Regions from separate parts of the Homo sapiens genome. Here region 2 is linked to region 1. Evidence: chromatin contacts called from ENCODE Hi-C or POLR2A ChIA-PET data. All regions are on one chromosome and are shown on one strand. The core of a region is the stretch at or near the end of the contact, and the rest is flanking DNA. Distances in the headings are between cores, read along the strand shown.

Region 1 (5,470 bases), core at 1,624-4,123:
TGCAAAATGATACAGCTACTTTGAAAGACAGTGTGGCAATTTCTTACAAAGCTAAACATAGGCTTACCATATGATCCAGAAATCATGGTCCTTGACATTTACCCAAATGAATTCACACAAAAACCTACACGTGAATGTTTATAGAAGCGATATTCATATTCGCCAAAACTTGGAACCAACCAAGATGTCCTTCAATAGGTGAATGAATAAACACACATGTGGAACATCCAGACAATGGCCCATTATTCAGGTATAAATAGAAATGAGCTATCAAGGCACAAAAAGACATGGAGGAACACTAAATGCATATTGCTAAGTGAAAAGCCAGTCTGAAAAGGATACATACTGTATGATTCCAACTTTATGACATGTTGGAAAACGCAAAACTATACAGACAATAAAATGATCAGTGGTGGCCATTGGGGTACGGGGGAAGGAGACATAGGTGGAGAACAGAGATTTTAGGGCAGTGAAACTATCCTATATGATACTGTCATGGTGGAAAAGTGACTTTCTGAATTTTTTAAAACCCATATAACTATACAACACAAAGAGCTAACCCTAATGCGTATATGGGCTTTAGTTAATAATAATGAACTAATATTGTTTCCTCAATTGTAATCAATGTACCACATCAATGCAAGATGTTAAAAATAGGGAAAACTGTGTGCACAGGGAGGGGACAGTAAGAGGGGATTATGGAGGCACTCTGTACCTTCCTTCAATTTTCCTATAAACCCAAAACTGCTCTAAAAAACAAAGTCTATTTTTAAAATGAGCTAGACAGAGTCCTGATGATATCATTTGTTATGCAGCTGTGCCTAAAAATAGTCTAGCCCCTGGACTATTCAGCTGCAAGTCAATACATCCTCTTTTTAGCTTAAGCAAGTGTGGGTTCATTTTCTGTCACTTGTGATCAAAAATGTTCTGTTAAGTGTTAAAAGTAAATCCAGTTTGGCGGCCAGGAAACGATGTGTGAAAACTACAACAGGACCTGATTGGGCCCTGAGAACAGTCAACAGGTGACATTAGGATTTTCCAACAAGCAGACAGCACTGGGATGGGGCTCCCCATGGCTTTGGGAGTCAGAGGAGTGGCTGGCAAGATGACAGCCAGAATCAGGGTACCAGGTGAGGGTTTGGGGGCAGGAACCTGGGCTACAGAAAGAGGAATGAAAAGAGCGAGGCAGGAGCTGAGATATTGAGCAGATTGTCAAGACAATCTGCTCAGGAAACAGGTAAAACCAGAAAGGAGTAAGGCTTGGAGTGTCAGACTAGTGAGGCCTAAAGCCAGGCACCTGGAAGAAGAGGGAGAGTTAGCCCATAAGGGGCTTGTTTGCCCCACCTGAGAGCAAGAAGAGAGGAGGGCAAGAGAGGAGCCCCGTGTTTTAGGCCAGAGAGAGAGCATCCACTAAGGTCACCGCACCAGCCTACGAAGAAGTCTTTGAGGGAAAGCAGCACTGAGTGGAGAAAAGTGTGAATCCCTGCATCTCCAGGAGGGATGGAGGATACCCTCTGCCCAGCCAAACACTGACCCCAGATCTGAGCCCCAAGGGGAGTCTGTTTTAAATACCTTTCTTGAAAACCCACCAATTCCTTCAAATCCAGTCACCAGCACTGTTATTTTTTTCTTATGTTACATGTGACAAAATGGTGTTATTCTTCCTCTCCTCGACTTTCCATGCATAACTCCCTTTTTTTTTTTTTTTTTTTTTTTGAGATGGAGTCTCGCTCTGTCGCCCAGGCTGGAGTGCAGTGGTGCAATCTCGGCTCACTGCAAGCTCCGCCTCCTGGGTTCACGCCATTCTCCTGCCTCAGCCTCCACAGGCACCCGCCCCCACACCAGGCTAATTTTTTTGTATTTTTAGTAGAGACGGGGTTTCTACTAAACCCCATGTTAGCCAGGATGGTCTCGATCTCCTGACCTCGTGATCCACCCACCTCGGTCTCCCAAAGTGCTGGGATTACAGGCATGAGCCACCGCGTGCGGCCAACTCCCTAACTTTCTGAATAAATTTTGCCCATGAATTAACAAGTGCTACAGAATTAGCTGCAGGTAATATTTCCACAGGTGTTTGGGGATTTTTGTTTGTTTTTTGTTTTGTTTTGAGAAAGGGTCTTGCTCTCTGGCCCAGACTGGAGTGCAGTGGCAAAATCATGACCCAACTCACTGTAGCCTCAACCTCCTGGGCTCAAGCAGTCCTCCCACCTTGGCCTCCTGAGTAGTTGGGACTACAGGTGCATGCCACCACACCCAGCTCATTTTTTTTTTTTTTGTAAAGGCAAGGGTCTCACTATGTTGCCCAGGCTGGTGTCGAACTTCTGGTCTCAATCAGTCCTCCCACCTCTGCCTCCCAAAGTGCTGGGATTACAGGTGTGAGCCACCACACCTGGCTCAGTGTATGTTTTGATGTCAGATGATGCTAACAAAGTACATTATTAATGCTGCTTGCAGTGGGCTTACTGAGATCAGCAATCACTGTCTGTTTGTTCACTGATGAACTGAAAGCAGTGTCTGGGGTAGGGTAGCTACTCACTAAATATTCGTGAAATGCCTGCTGGATGAGTTATTTCTCTTTTCCTCCTTGGCTGAGATGAAGGGAGAGAAAGACAAGAGTGACAGTGGATTGCATGCATTCAAAGACCAGTATCTGCCTGGCAAGAAGATGCTGGAGAGGTAGTAATGGCCATATTTCATATTTTAGCAATTCCACTGTGGATTCAATATCTCCCCTTAGCTCCTGCCCTATCTTGTTTCTTCTTTTTCATAATCAAGCTTCCTGAAGAATATTCTGCACTTCTTATCTCCACTATTTGACTTTCCTTCTCTCCTTTACTTACTGTAATCTTCCTGGCCACCACTCCACTGCGACAACTCTCACAAAGGTCACCAATGACGTCTTTCCACCAAGATCAAATGCACACATTTTAATCTCTGTGTTTCTTGGTCTTCCTACTTCCTCTTTGAGTTCTCTCTTCTGTATGCTTTCAGTCTTCTGGCTTTCTTCCCACCTCTGTTAATTTGACCCTTCTCAGTTCCTTCACTGGCATTAGATGGTCTCTCATTGTGGTTTTGATTTACATTTCTCTAATGATCAATGATGTTGAGCTTTTTTTCATATGTTTGTTGGCTGCATGTATGTCTTCTTTTGAGACGTGTCTGTTCATGTCCTTTGCCCACATTTTAATGGTTTTTTTCTTGTAAATTTAAGTTCCTTGTAGATTCTGGATATTATAGCTTTGTCAGATGGATAGATTGCAAATTTTTTCTCCCATTCTGCAAGTTGTCTGTTTGCTCTGATGATAGTTTCTTTTGCTGTGCAAAAGCTCTTTAATTAGATCCCATTTGTTAATTTTCACCTTCGTTGCAATGGCTTTTGATGTTTTCATCATGAAATCTTTGCCCGTGCCTATGTCCTAAATGGTATTGCATAGATTTTCTTCTAGGGTTTTCATAGTTGTGGGTTTTACATTTAAGTCTTTAATCTATCTTGAGTTAATGTTTGTATAAGATATAAGGAAGGGGATCCAGTTTCAATTTTCTGCATATGGCTAGCCAGTTCTCCCAGCACCATTTATTAAATAGGAAATCATTTCCCCATTGCTTGTTTTTGTCAGGTTTGTTGAAGATCAGATGGTTGTAGATGTGTGGACTTATTTCTGAGATCTCTATTCTGTTCCATTGGTCTATGTGTCTGTTTTTGTACCAGTACCATGATGTTTTGGTTACTGTAGCCTTGTAGTATAGTTTGAAGTCAGGTAGCATGATGCCTCCAGCTTTGTTCTTTTCACTTAGATTGTCTTGGCTATATGGGCTCTTTTTTGGTTCCATATGAATTTTAAAGTATTTTTTTCTAATTCTGTGAAGAATGTCAATGGTAGTTTAATGAGAATAGCACTGAATCTATAAATTACTTTGGGCAGTATGGTCATTTTCACAATATTGATTCTTCCTATCCATGAATATGGAATGTTTTTCCATTTGTTTGTGTTCTCTCTGATTTCTTTGGGCAGTGGTTTGTAGTTCTCCTTGAAGAGGTCCTTCCCTTGTTAGCTGTAGTCCTAGGTATTTTATTCTTTTTGCAGCAATTGTGAATGGGAGTTCATTCATGATTTGGCTCTCTGCTTGTCTATTGTTGGTGCATAGGAATGCTTGTGATTTTTGCACATTGATTTTGTATCCTGAGACTTTGATGAAGTTGCTTATCAGCTTAAGGGGCATTTGGGTGGAGACAATGGGGTTTTTTAGATATAGGATCATGTCATCTGCAAACAGAGACAGTTTGACTTCCTCTCTTCCTATTTGAATACCTTTATTTCTTTCTCTTGCCTGATTGCCCTGACCAGAACTTCCAATACTATGTTGAATAGGAATGGTGAGAGAGGACATCCTTGTCTTGGGCCAGTTTTCAAGTGGAATGCTTCCAGCTTTTGCCCATTCAGTATAACATTGGCTGTGGGTGTCATAAATGGCTCTTAGTGTTTTGAGGTATGTCCCATCAATACCTAGTTTATTGAGAGTTTTTAACATGAAGAGATGTTGACTTTTTTTGAAGGCCTTTTCTGTGTCTATTGTGATAATCATGTGGTTTTTGTCTTTAGTTCTGTTTTTGTGATGAATTACATTTATTGATTTGTGTATGTTGAACCAGCCTTGCATCCCAGGGATGAAGCCAACTTGATCATGGTGGTCAAGCTTTTTGATCTGCTGCTGGATTTGGTTTGCCAGTATTTTATTGAGAAGTTTTACATTGATGTTCACCAGGGATATTGGCCTGAAGTTTTCAATTGTTTGGAATTGTTTCAGGAGAAATGGTACAGCTCCTCTTTGTACCTCTGGTAGAATTCAGCTGTAAAACTGTCTGGTCCTGGGTAGTTCTTTGTTTGTTTTTTGTTTTTGTTTGTTTGTTTTTATTTTTGTTTTTGGTTGGTAGGCTATTTATTATTGCCTCAATTTCAGAACTTGTTATTGGTCTATTCAGGGATTTGCCTTCTTCCTGGTTCAGTCTTGGGAGGATATATGTGTCCAGGAATTTATCAATTTCTTCTAGATTTTCCAGTTCATTCGCATAGAGGTGTTTATAGGATTCTCTGATGGTTGTTTGCATTTCTGTGGGGTCAGTGGTGATATCCCCTTTATCATTTTTTATTGTCTATTTGGTTCTTCTCTCTTTTCTTCTTTGTTAGTCTAGTTAGTGGTCTATTTCATTATTTTTTTTCAAAAAACCAACTCCTGGATTTGCTAATTTTTTGAAGGGTTTTTCATGTCTCTATCTCCTTCAGTTCCTCTCTGGTCTTGGTTATTTCTTGTCTTTTGCTAGTTTTGGGGTTTGTTTGCTCTTGGTTCTCTAGTTCTTTTCGCTGTGATGTTAGGATGTCAGTTTGAGATCTTTCTAGCTTTTTGATGTAGGCATTTAGTTCTATAAATTTCTCTCTTAACACTACTTTAGCTGCATCCCAGAAATTCTGGT
Region 2 (5,977 bases), core at 791-3,290, 380 kb after region 1:
AACAGTCCTCAGCTGAATATTTACTATAAGCCATTCTATTATGATGATGTCATGTCTAAAGCACTTCAGCTAAAATGCCATTTAATAATCTAAATTTAGAGAATTTAAGTCCTTCACATTTAACAGGCAATGCATACCTTTAGTCTTTTAGTACCTCTCAAAACCAATGAGTCAGAAATGTCCAGATCTCCACTGGAAATAAATAAGCACTTCTAAATGCTAGTGGGAAGACCAAAACCATATAAAATATATATCATAGTCATTTAAAAAATTAGTTTCTGCTATGAGGCAGACTTAGCTTGATAAATTTCAAATAGCCTTTCTCAATATCAGAATTTTTTTTCTTTTGTTACTGGTTCAGTAACAATCAACAATATCAAGCAATTAGATGAATTAATGAAAGCCACAGGATATATGATATCTGTTAATAGAGAACATTCAGAAATGAAAAAAAAATTTGCCAACTTCCTTCTAGAGCAAAACATTCTTCTGGAGCACAATTCTCATTCATTGAATATCCAACTGTGAAACCACTAAAGGAACTGCCCAGCAGATCGCCTTAAAGCAGCAGTTCTCAAATATTTTGGTCTTGGGACCCTTTTACACTCTTTTTTTTTTTTGAGATGGAGTCTTACTCTGTCGCCCAGGCTGGAGTGCAGTGGTGTGATCTCAGCTCACTGCAACCTCTGCTTCCCGGGTTCAAGTGATTTGATCCTGCCTCAGCTTCCCAAGTAGCTAGGATTACAAGCACGTGCCACCACGCCCAGCTAATTTTTTGTATTTTTAGTAGAGATGCAGTTTTATCGTACTAGCCAGGATGGTCTCGATCTCCTGACCTTGTGATCTGCCCACCTCGGTCTCCCAAAGTGCTGGGATTACAGGCATGGGCCACTGCACCTGGCCTACGCTGTTAATAATGATTGAGTACCTCCAAAGAGCTTTGCTTATGTGGGTTATGCATATCCACACTTATCGCATTAGAAATCAAAACTGAGAACATTTTTAAACAAAAGACTACAGAAATACACATGCCACATGGCCTCTGGAAGACTTCACAGTATACTCAGACGAGAATGAAAGTGAAAAAATTACATACTAGTGTTATTATGAAAATAGTTAAAAAAAAAAAATGACTGCATAGATTCAAAGATCTTGGGGGACTTCCAGAGGTCCCTGGGCCACACTTTGAGAACTGCTATCTTAGGTCTCTAAAGGTTAGAAAAATAAGTAGCAGAATTTAGACAAGCAATATGTTGCCTAAATTCAGGTAAAAAGTATCATAAGTTTGGCAACTTATAAGCATTTTGAACAAATTTTTATAGAAGCATTAAAGCATAAGAGCACACCAGGATGTACCAGCTATAAAAAACAGAAAGTCCTAGAAAACAGGGTAAGAATATTTACATTTGCTGACTAATAGCTAAAATAATCTGTGTAAGAATGAAATACTGCCAGGCACGGTGGCTCACACCTGTAATCTCAGCACTTTGGGAGGCTGAGGCAGGCGGATCACAAGGTCAAGAGATCGAGACCATCCTGGCCAACATGGACTAAAATACAAAAATTAGCTGGGTGTGGTGGCACGTGGCTGTAGTCCCAGCTACTCAGGAGGCTGAGGCAGGAGAATTGCTTGCATCCAGGAGGCGGGGGTTGCAGTGAGCCAAGATCGCATCACTGCACTCCAGCCTGGCGACAAAGCGAGACTTCGTCTCACAGAAAAAAAAAAAAAAAAAAAAAAAAGAAATAACTTTTGAAAAGCAAAACAAACACTCAAATTATAACTATTGTCCTCAGAAAGAACCAGGAAGGCTATTGGGCTTACATTAAAATGGCTAGCTTCCGTATAATGGAATAGTGAAGCGGTCATGTTTTCTGAGAGTTCAATAAAATGCAGAGAATCATTTCCAGTAAATAAGAAAAATCTCAGTTTCATAAGCAAACTCTGTATCTGAATCAGATATCCTTTCCCATGGCCCAACTAATATGCATGATTCATGGGCCTCTACGTAGATTGAAATCTGTGTAAAATCTGCTTATAAGTACATAAGGAAATGAAGCTCAGAGCTCTATTAAAAAACAGTAGTGTTGTTATCTGTCAAGTTGTGGTACAAACCGTTTGAGAGCCAAGATTCCAGAGAAGAGATGTAAGCAATGATTATGGTTATTTATATGATTCAAAAAGGAGCAAACAGAATGCTAACCACTAAAAAAACCATCTAATGCCACTAAATATAGAACACCTTATATGCCTCGACATGTCTAAGCAAGCACACCCTCCTTGCAGCACAGTGCTAAGACCTTAGTGGATCATTCTCTGACTTCTGCTTTTTATCAACATCAAATTACCTTTCAGCTCATTGACACAGATGCGCAAAATCGAACTTGGAAATACTCAACACCAGATCAAAAAAACAAAACAAAATAAAATCTCCCCAAACACTGAAAGGGTAGGGAGGCATCGTAAGGCGTGTTTCTTGGGGAAACCTTAGTATTTTAGGTAACAGTTGTGAATGGCGCAGGCCCTGCGACAGCTCTGCTTCTGGCCAGCAGACTCTGAGCAAGTCAATCTGTGTTCTCATGGCCCCTTCTGTGCTATGGGGATAAGGACCCATCCTCCTGTGGCTGTTGTGATTAGTAAATGAGACTACGGCTGTTAAATGTCGAGCATAACGCCGGCCACAATAAATGTTAGCTCCTATATTCAAAAGTCCATGAAAAAGACAGAAAGCTGGCACTCCTACAAGCAAAAAGAGTAACAATGAAGCAGAAAATGAGATTGATCTATACAGCAAAAGCTGTATTCCATAAGTTTGCTTTTACGCTGAATGGTACAAAAATGTTCTTAAATAACTTGACTGCTAGCAGTGGTATCACCCATCTGGGCCCATAGGAGAGGAAGGGGCATCCGGTGTATGCAGTTCTGTCCAGTTTAACTCAAGAGGCAGACACCCAAGGGACTGCTGCCAGCACCTTCCAATTTCATAATATCTGTACTTTAATCTCTCTTTTATTCTATTAATTTACTCTTTATTTTCCTTTCCTTTCCTATGACTTAAAAGGGGGAAAGGAGACTGGGGCAAGCCAATGAGAACTGTTTGCATCTTGACAATCGTCCTTTTCTGCCTTGATTTATGCTGTACTCACAGTGAGACATTCAGTGGGGCTGAGCCATGGTGTCCCCATAGTGGGTAATGTTAGAGGGGATGGCAGAGGCAGAGGGAGCTAACAGGGAAACATGGAGGTCTGGGGCCTGCATCCCAAGCCCTCCACTTGGTGATATTAACACATCCTCGCCTAAGTGCCAACTGTCACATACCTCAGTTTCTTCATCTGTAAAATGGGGATAAGAAGTACTAACTTCAAAAGGTTGCTGTGAGAATAAATTGAATAATGTATTTGAAAGCACTTCATAACCTTCAATTTATGGGTGGGGGAAAGGCAGTCACTATCACAGCACGACTGGAACAGGACTGCTACCAGGAACCCAGGTTCACTGGAAGTAAGATGCCACAGTCTGGTTTCATAATACACGCCTATACCCAGGAGAAGATTGACTCTTGTACAAAAATATTAAGGCTGATGAATGGAGTCAAGTCAAAAATAGCTTTAGCACTTTAAGAAAATCATTGTGAGTAAACCAATGGTATGTGCTAAAACTCCTTATTCTTCACTCCATTGTAGGCAACCTACATGTAAGTGTGTCTTTTCCTTGTACATAAGCTAGGCTGCTTGAGGTTCAAGAAACTGAAATTTGGAGAGACCAAAGTGGAACAGCATTTGCCCATAGTGAAAAAAAGAGGCATTTTTGAAGTTTGTATGTATGTATGTATGTATGTACGTATGTATTTAGTTATTTATTTAGTTATTTATGAGATGGAGTCTCGCTCTGTGGCCAGGCTGGAGTGCAATGGCGTGATCTCAGCTCACTGCAACCTGTGCCTCCTAGGTTCAAGCGATTCTCCTGCCTCAGCCTCCCTAGTAGCTGGGACTACAGCCATGTGCCACCATCCACAGCTAATTTTTTAATTTTTAGTAGAGATGGGGTTTCACCATGTTGGCCAGGGTGGCCTCGATCTCTTGACCTTGTGATCTGCCCGCCTTGGCCTCCCAAAGTGCTGGGATTACAGGTGTGAGCCACCGCGCCTGGCCGAAGATTTTATTTCAATTCACACGTCACAACACTTCAAACAAAAGATCCCATCAGTGGCACACAGATTCTAAGATGGCCCCCAGTGATCCCACCTCCTGGGGTTCACAGCTGGTGTGATCTGCTCCTGTTACGTGTGGGCAGGACCTGTGATTTGGTTCTAACCAATAGAAATGGCAATGGCGGCTGGGCGCAGTGGCTCACACCTGTAATCCCAGCACTTTGGGAGGCTGAGGCGGGTGGATCACCTGAGGTCAGGAGTTCGAGACCAGCCTGACTAATATGGTGAAACCCCATCTCTACTAAAAATACAAAAATTAGCTGGGCGTGGTGGTGCACACCTGTAATCCCAGCTACTTGGGAGGCTGAGGCAGGAGAATTGCTTGAACTCAGGAGGCGGAGATTGCAATGAGCTGAGATTGTGCCATTGCACTCCAGCCTGGACAACAGAGCGAGCCTCCATCTTAAAAAAAAAAAAAAAAAGAAATGGCAATGGCGACTGGATGTCACTTTCATGAATCACCTGCATAGGGTTCTGACTTCCATCTTGCCAGCAGATCCTCTCTATAGACTCTCTCTCTCACTGGCTTTGATGAATAAGCTGCCATGCTGTGAGCTACCCTATGGAGAATCCAACATGGCAAAGAACTGAGGCCCTTGGTCCAACAGCCAGTGAGGAACTCAATCCTGCCAACAACTACAGGAGCATGGAAATGGATCCTTCCCTAGTCAAGTTTCAGATGAGACCTCAGCCCTGGCTGACACCTGGGTGGCAACTTCAGGAGAGACCCTGAACAAAGCACAGGACTCAGCTAAGCTGTGACTGGATTTCTGGCCCACAGAAGCTGTGTGATAATAAATGTTGTTTTAAGCAGCTCAGTTTGTGGTCATTTTTTACATGGCCATAGATAACTAATATAGCCAAGCCCCAAATAAAGCCAAGTCTAGAAAGCACATTTATATTTTTCCCTATTAAAAATGATAACTTGGCTGGGCGTGGTGGCTCACACCTGTAATCCCAGGACTTTGGGAGGCCAAGGCAGGCGGATCACAAGGTCAGGAGTTCAAGACCAGCCTGGCCAACATGGTGAAACCCCCGCCATCTCTACTAAAAATACAAAAATCAGTTGGGTGTGGTGGCACACACCTGTAATTCCAGCTATTTGGGAGGCTGAGGCAGGAGAACTGTTTGAACCCGGGAGGCGGAGGTTGCAGTGAGCCAACATCCAGCCACTGCACTCCAGCCTGGGTAACAGAGCGAGACTCTGTCTCAAAAAATAAAAAAATAAAAAAAATAACTTTTCGCCAGGCGTGGTGGCTCACTCCTGTAATCCCAGCATTATGGGAGGCCGAGGCAGGCGGATCACAAGGTCAGGAGATCAAGACTATCCTGGCTAACATGGTGAAACCCCGTCTCTACTAAAAATACAAAAAATTAGCCGGGCATGCTGGCGGGCGCCTATAGTCCCAGCTACTCAGGAGGCTGAGGCAGGAGAATGGCGTGAACCCAGGAGGTGGAGCTTGCAGTGAGCCGAGATCCCGCCACTGCACTCCAGCCTGGGCGACAGAGTGAGACTCCGTCTCAAAAAAAAAAAAAAAAAAAAAAAATAAATAAATAAATAAATAAATAAATAAAATAAAATAAATAAATAACTTTTCGCTGGGTGCAGTGGCTCATGCCTGTAATCCCAGCACCTTGGGAGGCTGAAGCAGGCGGTTCACTTGAGGTCAGGAGTCTGAGGCCAGCCTGGCCAACATGGTGAAACCCCATCTCTATTAAAAATGCAAAAATTAGCCGGGTGTGGTGGCGGGTGCCTGTAGTCCCAGCTA

Evidence for each region. A loop is a pair of places that touch in the nucleus more often than their neighbours do. ChIA-PET counts read pairs that join two places held with the same protein, here RNA polymerase II (POLR2A). Pooled maps may share reads with other maps.
Region 2: a loop to region 1 is called in a pooled map, with 4 times the contacts of the local background. The contact joins two enhancer-like sites. A Hi-C loop is called at or near these places in 2 of 50 pooled maps. POLR2A ChIA-PET finds 5 or more read pairs at or near these places in 2 of 52 experiments (GM10248 and activated T-cell).

Annotation. Positions count from the first base shown.
Region 1 is chr10:14,740,023-14,745,492 of GRCh38, forward strand. The region is part of intron 1 of FAM107B (family with sequence similarity 107 member B); the gene reads right to left. Among named protein-coding and RNA genes, the nearest start is that of FAM107B, 32 kb to the right of the region's middle. RefSeq lists enhancers at 1,117-1,166, 2,589-2,638, 2,699-2,808. Within about 2 kb of position 2,874, at least 4 of the 41 ENCODE cell types and tissues checked have a DNase peak (open chromatin) inside an H3K27ac peak, as active enhancers do.
Region 2 is chr10:15,121,816-15,127,792 of GRCh38, forward strand. The region is part of intron 8 of NMT2 (N-myristoyltransferase 2); the gene reads right to left. Among named protein-coding and RNA genes, the nearest start is that of RPP38, 27 kb to the left of the region's middle. RefSeq lists enhancers at 1,061-1,240, 2,147-2,286. Within about 2 kb of position 2,041, at least 4 of the 41 ENCODE cell types and tissues checked have a DNase peak (open chromatin) inside an H3K27ac peak, as active enhancers do.